Linked DNA regions of Homo sapiens: region 1 is linked to region 2. The links are chromatin loops, found by intact Hi-C in ENCODE. Cell type or tissue: dorsolateral prefrontal cortex. All regions are shown on one strand. Links, peaks and the distances in the headings refer to the core of each region. The heading gives the core; the rest is flanking DNA.

What was found. A loop is a pair of places that touch in the nucleus more often than their neighbours do. Peaks named below come from ENCODE experiments on the same cell type or tissue, not always from the same donor. Only the 100,000 strongest peaks of a DNase experiment are listed, where the experiment ranks them.
Region 1: it touches region 2 in a loop (5-fold over the local background); 22 of 110 quality-filtered maps call a loop at or near these places.

The regions. Positions count from the first base shown.
Region 1 is chr9:74,575,897-74,581,284 of GRCh38, reverse strand. The region is part of intron 1 of RORB (RAR related orphan receptor B); the gene reads right to left. Among named protein-coding and RNA genes, the nearest start is that of RORB-AS1, 80 kb to the right of the region's middle. In dorsolateral prefrontal cortex, for the core only: a CTCF peak has its summit at 3,113; no DNase peak of the experiment used is centred there.
Region 2 is chr9:74,740,181-74,745,532 of GRCh38, reverse strand. It overlaps TRPM6 (transient receptor potential cation channel subfamily M member 6), which reads left to right. Exons shown (of 39, transcript NM_017662.5): 32 at 1,388-1,438; 33 at 2,907-2,972. Among named protein-coding and RNA genes, the nearest start is that of TRPM6, 150 kb to the left of the region's middle. In dorsolateral prefrontal cortex, for the core only: CTCF peaks have their summits at 2,524 and 2,528; a DNase peak (open chromatin) is centred at 2,532; H3K4me3 peaks cover 796 bases; H3K27ac peaks cover 785 bases.

The DNA.
Region 1 (5,388 bases), core at 89-5,088, 160 kb after region 2:
TTTTACCACTATCTGTTTTATATGTCATAGGTGCATTTTTTTGGTCTCTGAGATTGCACGGAGACTTTTCTCTGGGGCTTAGGACCTTTAAGAAGGTTTAAAGGGTTGAGGTTCTTAAGGGCCTGGTGAATTTTCATGAGGGAAGAAGCTAGTAAATACATTCTTATTTCAACTTAGGGACACAGAGAAATTATGTAAGATGTCTGTGATTCTGTGCTACCAAGTTCAGAGACTACTCAGGAATAAGCCCTTAATGTAGAGGGAAGAAATTGGACTGCATCCCCATCTGAAATTCTGGCTCCTCCCCACAGCTGGGTGGGGCAAAACTTCATTCACGTCTGGAGATTCAATGGAGTATTTGATTCTGAAAGAGCTATGACTTCCCCTTATTTATTTGTGGACTTTCTAGAGAAATTTTTGTCTTACTACTTTTGCTGTTATAAACATTCCCATTATACAGTCAAAGTAACTGAGGCACAGTTTATTTCAGTGGCTACCCCAAGGTAAGATGACATCACTATAAAACATTGGCTAGCGAGTTTTCTTATCACCTGTTTGGGCTGATTTCTGTGAATTGGTTGGGATCAGCAGTTTAAGGAAAATGCAACTAACTGATTTACTATCCCTGATGAACATATTTTGATGGCCTTAATTCCTTTCAGAAAAAAAGTATATTCCTAAAAAAATCATTATAGAATTATTTTTGGGGCACTGCAGTGACAAATGAGAAGTGGTAGTCTCTCTAATCTTCCCATTAGCCACCATCAATTAGTGTACCAATGAGACTTTACTCTTGTCTTGGTCTTACACGGTTTGCTAGGCAGTATCTCATGGAAAGATGATTCTGGATCCCAATCAAGGAACAAGATCTATTAGAATAATTTCACTTTCTTGAGTATCCATGCAAATCTTGGCAAAAGGTAACATTGGGTTAGCAAATTACCATAGAAAAACATTCAACTGTATTTTATACATATTTTGGAGATTCTCTGTGTCACAGGGAAGTTTATTTTACACTGGCTGATGACTTCCTCATCCCTCCACTTACACTCTTGTTGAGGTATATTATGTCTGTGCCTTTCCAAATTTTACTCCTGCTAAATACGGTCGTCACCACTTATTCAAACGGGATATGGTCTTAAACCCCTAGTGGATGCCTGAAACCACAGATAGCACCAAACCTTCTAAATGCCATGTTTTTTCCTATACATACCTACCTATGATAGTTTAATTTAAAAATTAGGCACAATAATAATAAACAACAATAATAAAATAGAACAATTATAACAACATACTGTAAAAAGTTATATGAATGTGGTTTATCTCTCTCTCAAAATATCTTAATATTTTCAGACTATAGTTAACTGCATATAATTGAAATTGCTGAAGGCGAAACCGTGGATAAGAGGGAACTACTGTAAAACTCTTTAAGCTCTGAAACACCGCTCTTGCTCTCGCAATGTTCTGTGGTCAGATAAGGCTTCCCAGAAAGAAACTCTGTCCACTGACAGATGAGAGCCAAGGCTGAGTGGTACCAATTGAAATAAAAATCTGGTATTTTCCATTTCGTATTGCTGGGGCTTTATATGTTACTCCCTTCTATTGTGGTGAGTGTGATATGATAGGAAAAGTCAATGAAAGGGTTTCTCAAGTTCAGGTTTGCAATTTACATTCTTAGGCAAATAAGCTCGTTATCCAGAAGCTTTGTTAACCATCAATATTTTAATCTTGTGTCAACCCAACTTTTGTGTATTGCAACATTGTAGCTTTTAACAAAACCAGGAGAAAAAAAACTGACCCACCCCTCAGAATTCATTTAATTCTGTTGTCCAGGAGGAAAGCCTTTGGGAATTCAGCCTGTTTAAAATGCTCAAAGATGCTGCCAGCAACTTAAAACAGACAAATAGAAAAAAAAGAAAGAAATATAAAACTGTGAAAGTACACTTTGCAATGTGTAAATCATTAATTAATGTGTTTAATTAATTAATTGTGTTTAATAAGTAATAAAACAGTAGTTTTGCTACTGTCCAGCACTTAATATCTATTTAGTTTAAAATTCTATGTTCATTTGCTTGACTTGCTGAAAGTCCTATGAAATGGGATGCTTCTTATAAGACTAAATATTATTTACTAAATATAAATTGTTGCTTATTAGTCTAGATGAGGAAACAATGGAATAAACATTAGAAAATCTCAAAAATATAATTTAATGTTCAACTAAAAATCTTCATACATAGGATTAATAGAGTATAAACACTAGTTCGTTGGGAAGAGACATTCATCTACTCATATATATAAAATCAAGGTCAGTGAGTCCTCTCTTTTCACTTGCAGATAATTGCTGATTGGTGAGCTGGAGTACAGCAGGACAGGCAGAGGACAAAGGATGAGGACATGCTGAAACATACCAACCAGCAGAGTACCTGACTGGCAATCAGAACTTGTGCAAATGACTTGGGTGGCCTTGGGAGGAAAGATAGAACCCCAGTAGTGAGTTAACCAGAATATACTTCATATAGAAACAGTGCCGAAGACTAAAGTCTTGTACCATTTTAACTACACTTGTGGTATATGGTATTAATAAGGTATCCTTAAAAAGGATCTTCTACTCCAAATAAACCTTTACAATTCAAAATAAAATATCTTTTACAGCATTTCATGTCACAATTTAAAGAATTCATTTGATAAGACAACTGTATCACTTGGTCGTCTTTTTAAATTTTATTAATTTTTTGTCTTCCATTTTTAATTTTAGGTTCAGAAGGTACATGTGCAGGTTTGTTACATGGGTAAATTGCATGTCATTGGTGTTTTTACACGGTTGTCTTTGACTTCCCAAAGTCCTTCATTCCCTAAACCTAAACATACTTTACTCAACCAAATAATGTGGCAATAGGACCATCTCTAGAAAGATGTTCAGTTTGGATCTTCATAATGCTCTCAATAAACATTTACTGCTTTCTTTCTCACATGAGCCATTAACGACCTAATATAATCAGTATCTTGTCCCCTTTCTAGACCCCTGTTTTTATCATATGATCTTGGTGATTGGAAACACTAAAAATTTAGAGAGGATTGCTCTTGGATGACCCCTACTGTCCTAAGACTTTTAGTACAAAGAAAAACAGCAAGCATAGTGAAAAATGCCCAATAAGGAGGCAGTGTTTAGTCCCAAGTTTATCTTCCTCATTTGCTCCTGTATGACCTTGAGCAAGCCACTTACCTTCTCAGGTCCTCAGTTTCCTGATCTGTAAAATGGGAGGGTGGGTAGGGATTAATACTTTATCCAGTTAGGCTACATAATATTTTGAGATTTCTTTCAGTTCTGCTAATACTTAGGATTCTTTGAGTTGGGGCCCGAGAACTGTGGAGACAGTCTCAAGGAGGGTCACAAGGTTCCTTTTAGTTAAGAAACCAAATTGAACAAAAGCAATTACTACTTGGCACCATAACTCATCTGTCAGTGTGTCAGGCATTTTATACAGGTTTTCATTTATTTCTCATAATAAACCTACAGAGCCAATGTTTTTGCCTCCATTTTATAGGGTGGGAATCTGAGGATCAGTGAGGCTAAATAACTGGAAAGTAAAAGAGCTGGGGCAAACCCGCTTATTTGGTTTTGGTGTCTCTGCCCCATTTCACTTTGCATCCATAATGGGTGTCACCTTCTGCTAACTTTCTCTCAGGAAGTGTTTTGCTCTTGGTTTTGGAGCCATCTATCATTCACCTTGCAATTGCATGCCCATAGCTCACAGTTTCTTCCAAATAGAAATATACACACTATTTTGCTTACTGACAGGTACTTTCCATTTGAAGAGTCATGTACTGTGATGCCTGACAGTGCTCCCTAGAGCAAATTTAGGGTGAGGAAGAGCAAAGGAAACTAAGTAGATGCCTAAAAGTAGAATCATGGTAACCCTGCATTAAAGCCCTTGACTATAATTTAAAGTAGTAATAATTTGGAAGCCAAAGGAAAGACACCAAGATCATTCTTAAAAGGAGGATAGGACTCTTTTACAGAACGATTTTGACATTAGTGAAGAAACTAAGTCCAATTCATAGAACTGATTGTACAAGAAGAAACTGATGAACATAGAGAGAAAAAAAACCCAGCAAAATTCAATTGCTTCAGTGTGTAAGAAGATAAGCAACATAGTTTTTAATGGGTAAACATTTTCATCTTAAGCATCTCCCTTCAGCAGAATACATAGACACACACATGCAGTCTTTCTTGTAACCTACATACACTTGAAACCTCTAGAGCACTGGCCTTGGAGGCAATGTTGACGGGGTAGAGCATTATTTCTGCATCCAGACTGCCTGGACATGAAAACTGGATTCTCCTCTTACAGGCTGTGTGACTGTAGACAAATGAATGAGCATTACTGCCACGGTTTCCCCATGGGTTCATTATGAGTATTGACAGAGTTAACATACATAAAGCACTTGCTGGTACATGGCATGTAGTACCCACTAGTTAAGTGTTAGCTATCATTATTATATAAGAATGTTCTTTAAAAAAGGCTTTTGGAACCCTACCAGCACGAAACTAAAAAAGGCTTTCAAAATAACATTTTCTAAGCCCACCAATTGCTTTCCCAGGCGGGTTCAAAAAATATACACTGATTAAAAATTTCATTTTAAAATGAAGCTATACAGATTGATGGATACTTTTCCAAAATGAAATCCAGAGGTTTCCCTGCTAGTCTTAAAAAAAATTGTTTGCATTATAATCATCATGACATGTACAAGGACAATTCCATTTTCTCCCTCCTACTGGGCCCTCTTTTGTCCCCTATGAAATCTTGAATTCCCTTCTCTTTCTCCCTAAGCCTAGCTAATGCTGTGGTCTGCCACTGTTGCCCTTATTCCCACTTCTGTGATGTTTCCATACTTCAAGGCAGGCCACAGAATGGCTGGCATACAACTGGGAATTCCTGCAAGGCTCGTCCAGTTAATGGTGATTAGCTGTTACAGACAGGAGCCAGGATGGGTGTACATGGTCCCAAACAATGGAGTCTAACATGCATCCACAAAAGCTTTCATCTTGAGAACATAGCCTCTTGTGAGATATTACCAGAAGTCTCAAGGTAATTGCATTTTACTGGAATCAAACCTAACAAGTATTTTATAATTAAAGATCATGCTGGTTTCCTTTACTATCACCTGCAACTTAATCATGTACTTGAAGCTTCCCACAAACAGCGAGGCTGTTTAATATTTATTGAACATCCACAATTACCTTTACTTTTCATTTCTCTGGAAACACACTCCTTTGGTTTGGCTTCGAGGGACCTTGAAGAAGACCATTATTTTATTAAGAAGGAGGCAAAGAAATCCTGCGTGATAATATTAATAATAACACCAGCTCACATTTCACAGGGCTTT
Region 2 (5,352 bases), core at 353-5,352:
AGCAACTTTCCTTTCCCCATGCTTTCTAACTCTCTTAAGTTGATGCATACACACACACACACACACACACGCACACACACACACACTATACTATATGCACTATATATTTATTTTCTATTTCCTTTTACTAGAATGGAACTAGAGACTTTATCTGTTTTGATTACTGCTCTTCCTCTTGAGCATAGACCAGTGCCTGGCACATAGTAGGTACTCAATAAATGTATATTGAATAAATACCAATGTGGTCTCACAGCTCCTTAAGCAGTGAAGCCAGGACTGAAACTCAGTTTTATCAGACTCAGATGCCCATACACTTTAAGCATTTCACACTGTTTATGAAGGCCCTACCTTCCAGGTGGAATTAATGTGTTCCATAAACCTCTGTATATACCTTTATTACGTATATTACTTTAACTGTATTGTGATTATAGTTACCTGTCTCTCTCTCCTAATACATTTGCTTTTCGGTAGGGTGGGAACCACACCTTACCCATATCTCTCATGCCTAGTATGATCCATAGTGGGAGAGGAATACTTTTTGTTTTTATTGATGACTTCAGAAAGAAACAGTCTTTTCTGCTGATCTTACTTTTTGCCAACACTCCCTAAAGGAAGTGATTCTCGTTCCTTTCCTTATCCAGCAACAAAAACCCAGAGAGATCTGCGAAATTGGGCTCATTATGCTGCTTACTCTGCGAGGTATAAAACAGTTGCCATCATGAGACCAAAGTTCTCCACTTTAATTTTGATTTTATGAAATAGCAAAACTGTTGCAAGGGATTTCTCTAGAGCCTTGTAATTTAGGACTGGAGCAGACAGAAGAGAATGAGTTAAACTTGGAAGAGGTGTTCCCAACACATAGTCCTTGTATAACCAAACAAATCTCTTGGTGCTATATTATCCACCCTCTTCTTTGTTTCCAGTATATAGCTTTTAATGTGTTTTCAGCATTTTGTTGTTATTTTAGGTCAGTGAAGTAGTCTGTTAATAACTTGGTATTAATACTGTCTTTCTACGGGCACTGCATCTTGGTAGGGAGCTCAGAGAATCATGCTTCTGGGATGTCGTGAAGTATGATGGGCAGCTGAGTGCCTTCTGCAACCCAGAGGTGTAATTGATTCAGAGGAAATACATCTTTGAGGCTAATATTACCTGCCTTTCTTCAATTCCCTATATAAATATGTTTGGAGATATTACATTGATGATTGGAAGCTGTCAGGATACCATGCGCAATACTGTGGTTAAAAAATATTAGGCAAGCTTTTTCGAATACTGAGAAGCCATTCTGATTAACCTGTTCAATAATAACTTTGAAGGCAATATATTCATAAACATGTATTTATCTCCAGCCATGTAATTAAAATGCCAATCTCCTCTCTAATTTCAGAGATCTCAGCCTCCTTAAAAAGCCCTCAAGAGCCTCACCATCATTATTCAGGTAGGATGCATATGCACATAGACATGTCAGCTGAGCTAAATGTCTGTGCTTCTGCATTTGTAAACAGAAACACTGACAAATTCTGTGTTACTGACATGGCTCGCGACTTGAAAAGTTATTGTTCACTTTGATGGGAAGAACATTCCAATTTCTAACTTTGCCATTGACTTGGGAAAACAAGTTTTCAGAATTTAAGAGAATTTGCATTTTTGCAAAATGTTTGCATTCTCAAGTTCCAGATTGCAAAGTAGAAAGATGACCTTGAAATCTAAAAATTCTTTGCACGCTCAAAGCAGCCCCAAGCCAGAGATCTCAATGTTTTGGACTGGGGAAAAGGCAGACCTGAAAGTAGTTCCTTGAGGGAGGGTTTTGTACCCTCAATGGGGCCTCAGTGAGTATGATCACTGAATGAAGGCCAACCCCACAAAGTGAGTTCAACAAAGATGTTATTAAACAAAGATGTCAAGGGTCTTGACTCTCTTAAGCAACATCACTTCACAGTGCTTCAGTTGTCTTTCTTTCAAAGTGGGAATAATTGTACTTGCCCTTCCTGAGGAACAGTCTGCCAAAGGGCTAGTTGAGAATTAAGAGGAAAACACTTTGAAATGCAAAGCAATATAAAAACCAACTGGACTTGTGCCATTGGATGGTTTCTTGGGAGTCATTGCTCTCAGCATTGGATGAGATAATACATGGGCAAGCCTTTTACAAATCTAAAGCTCAATACATGAGTAAGAGCTTATTGGTGCGATAATTACTGTTATAATTATATAAGGTTGTTTGTTCAGGGTCTAGTAATAGATTGCCTTATCCTGAATTCTCCTTTGTAGTGAATAGAGTTGCAGTGGATTCCAGACTCCTCAACCCAGGCTCTTACAACTGAGTCTTTCAGCTCGGCAGTAATCTATTATTTTGACTCCAGCTGTCAACTTAAGAAAGTCTCTAGTGAGGAATACTGTAACTCATATTGACTCTGATCTGTTAGGCTATAGCTCTTAACAGGAAAATGCAGATCACTCGCTTCTAATTAAAATCGGTCTTCGGCTCTCTCTGGAAAAAGAAGATGAACTGTGCAAAGTGAACAGTAGGTGTCCCCACAGCCCACCGTGCTTTGGATTTGCTTCGGAAAGGAAAACCAAAGTCCACGGATTAAAATGCCATTTAAAAGAAAGTTCCACATATGTATGGATTAGTATGTGATTTGGTATTCAGGAGAGTGGAGGTGATAGTCCTACCTCAGACCATGTGACATAATCTCATATTAAATGCCTCTAAAATTGGGATTTCTTTCCTGTTTAAGGCATAGTTTATTTTTAAGACTGTATTATAGATTATATTTTTGATAATGGCAAAAATAAGAGGTCTTTGAAATTAAATAGCATTATATGAATATATTGATGTGGAGAGGCTTTCTGTAAATTCAGCCACTGATGCATACTTAAAATAGAAAATCTGTTTTTGTTTGCAGCCATTGAAAGGAATAATTTAATGAGGCTTTCTCAGACCATACCATTTACACCAGTCCAACTGTTTGGTGAGTAGCATTTCTACCTTCTTGAGTTTATGCCAGGACAGAGGCATAAAATCTGAGTGAATCAAAGGAAACCACATTGCATTATTTTAGTTGAAAATTTTGTTTTGTTGATAGTTGTAGTTTAGTGAGATTCATTTCCTAAAATGGAAATTCTTGTTAACTGTCATGGCCAGCATTCAGGGACAAAAGCTAATACTATGGGAATAAGACCTATAATGAGCAGCAGTTGGGAAGAAAGCAATAATATTGCACCTGGCATTCACTGACTCAAGGCTGGAAGTAAGTAGGAAAGAAAAGAACAAACCAACCATTTATAATAAGCACAGGAGAAAGCGATAAATGTCAATATGGTGAAAGCCAACAGGCATCTGAAGAGAAATGCTTTGTGTATTGTTTTTTGTTTATTTTGTTTTGTGTACACTAATTGCTCTTATCTCAGACTGCAAATGTCATTTTAAAAGTCTGGAGTAGTAAAGAAAAACAATCTCACCCTGGCTAAAGCTATCAAAATTTCTCTGTCTGGCAGGATAAGACATGAGCAAGTTGACAATATAGCAAGGGTCCCCAAAGTGTCCTTGATCTTGATTCTTCTCACACTGTTCACATGGGGGCAGACCAGGTTGGCTTCTGATTGTTTTTATTTATTTATTTTTATTTTTATTTTTTTTTTGAGATGGAGTTTCACTCTCGTTGCCCAGGCTGGAGTGCAATGGCGGGATCTTGGCTCACTCTAACCTCTGCCTCCTGGGTTCAAGTGATTCTCCTGCCTCAGCCTCTCATGCAGCTGGGATTACAGGCGTGCACCACCACGCCCAGCTAATTTTTGTATTTTTAGTAGAGATGGGGTTTCACCATGTTACTAAGGCTGGTCTCAAACTCCTAACCTCAGGTGATCTACCCGCCCCAGACTCCCAAAGTGCTGGGATTACAGAATCACCGCACCGGCCTGGCTTCTGATTGTTAATGCAGATGCCTTCCCCTTCCATTTGGCCCCATGGCTGGCTTTGCAAATCAATAGCTCTGCTCTAAAGCCTCTAGGGATTTAGAACTCCAAAGAGATCTTCAGTGGCATTTATCTGGGCACCAAGAATAAATATTTGAAAGGTTTGAAAAGTTGTTACTGAGCATTACCTAGATGTGTTTATTGGTGAGGAATTAGATGCAAGAGGGAGAGAATGGATTCCTTTCTTGGTAAACCAGTACCGTGTTCATATATATATATATGCTTCTATATATATATAGAAGCAAAGGTGTAAGGGGGAAATGAAACACCAGCTGGGGCTGGACAGAAGTTGTATATAGATTATGTTGCTCTGTTAAGAAACATTAAACACTGACTTGGTAGTGTTTAGGTTCAACAGGAATTTTTCCCTCTTCAACAGCCTAAAAGTGGAAGCTATGTAGCAGTTAAGTAGTATTTTGTGTCTAAAATCCTTTAAGTGGGATTGAGTTTGTATCTGAGGTTGTAATTCACTTTAGACATGTTAGCCTATTTAACCTTTACAACAGCCCAATGAGAACAGTATTTTCATCCCCATTTTTCTGATGGGGAAATTGAGGCTTTAAGTAACTCGTCCAAAGGCACAAGGGAAGGAAGGAGAGGCTCTGGGGTATGACATTGGTACTGTTTGACTCCAGCTGAGTTAAACCATGCATTTTCAATGAAGTAATATCACCCCTAGAAAAAAATAAGTTTTTTTATGATATAAAGCACAGATCTACAGAGTACACATAAACAGATATACAGAATATTTTTAATACAAGTTGAGCTTGTATTAAATTCAAGCTGAAATCCACCTGAAATCCAAAATGCTCCAAAGGCTGAAACTATTTGAGTGCTAATGTGATGCCACAAGTGGAAAACTCCCACAACTGACCTCATGTGACAGGTCAGAGTCAAGACACTGTCAAAACTTTGTTTTGTGCACAAGATTATTAAAAATATTGTATACAATTACTATGAGGCTATATGTATAAGGTGTATATGAAAAAGATGAATTTTGTGTTTGCGCTTGGGTCCCATCCCCAAGATATGTCATTATGTATATGCACATATTCCAAAAATCTGAAAAAATCTAAAATTTGAAACACTTCTGGTCCTAAGCATTTTGGATAAGGGATATGCAACCTGTATTAATAGGTTGTGAGAAGAACAATTAGAAAAGAATGTCTAATTAGGCTCCTTAGGAGGATGATAATAAGCAACACCATCAGGTTAAACCGTCTCTTTAGAAGTATTTGTCTTTAACAAAAGAAGCATATCCTTACCACTTTGTTTTTGTCCAGTTATAGTCTACAGTAAGAACAGCTTAATTCTTTTGTATCCTCTGATATTTGTCCCTTCTCCCCTTCCCCACATCTACTAGACAATAAATAACAT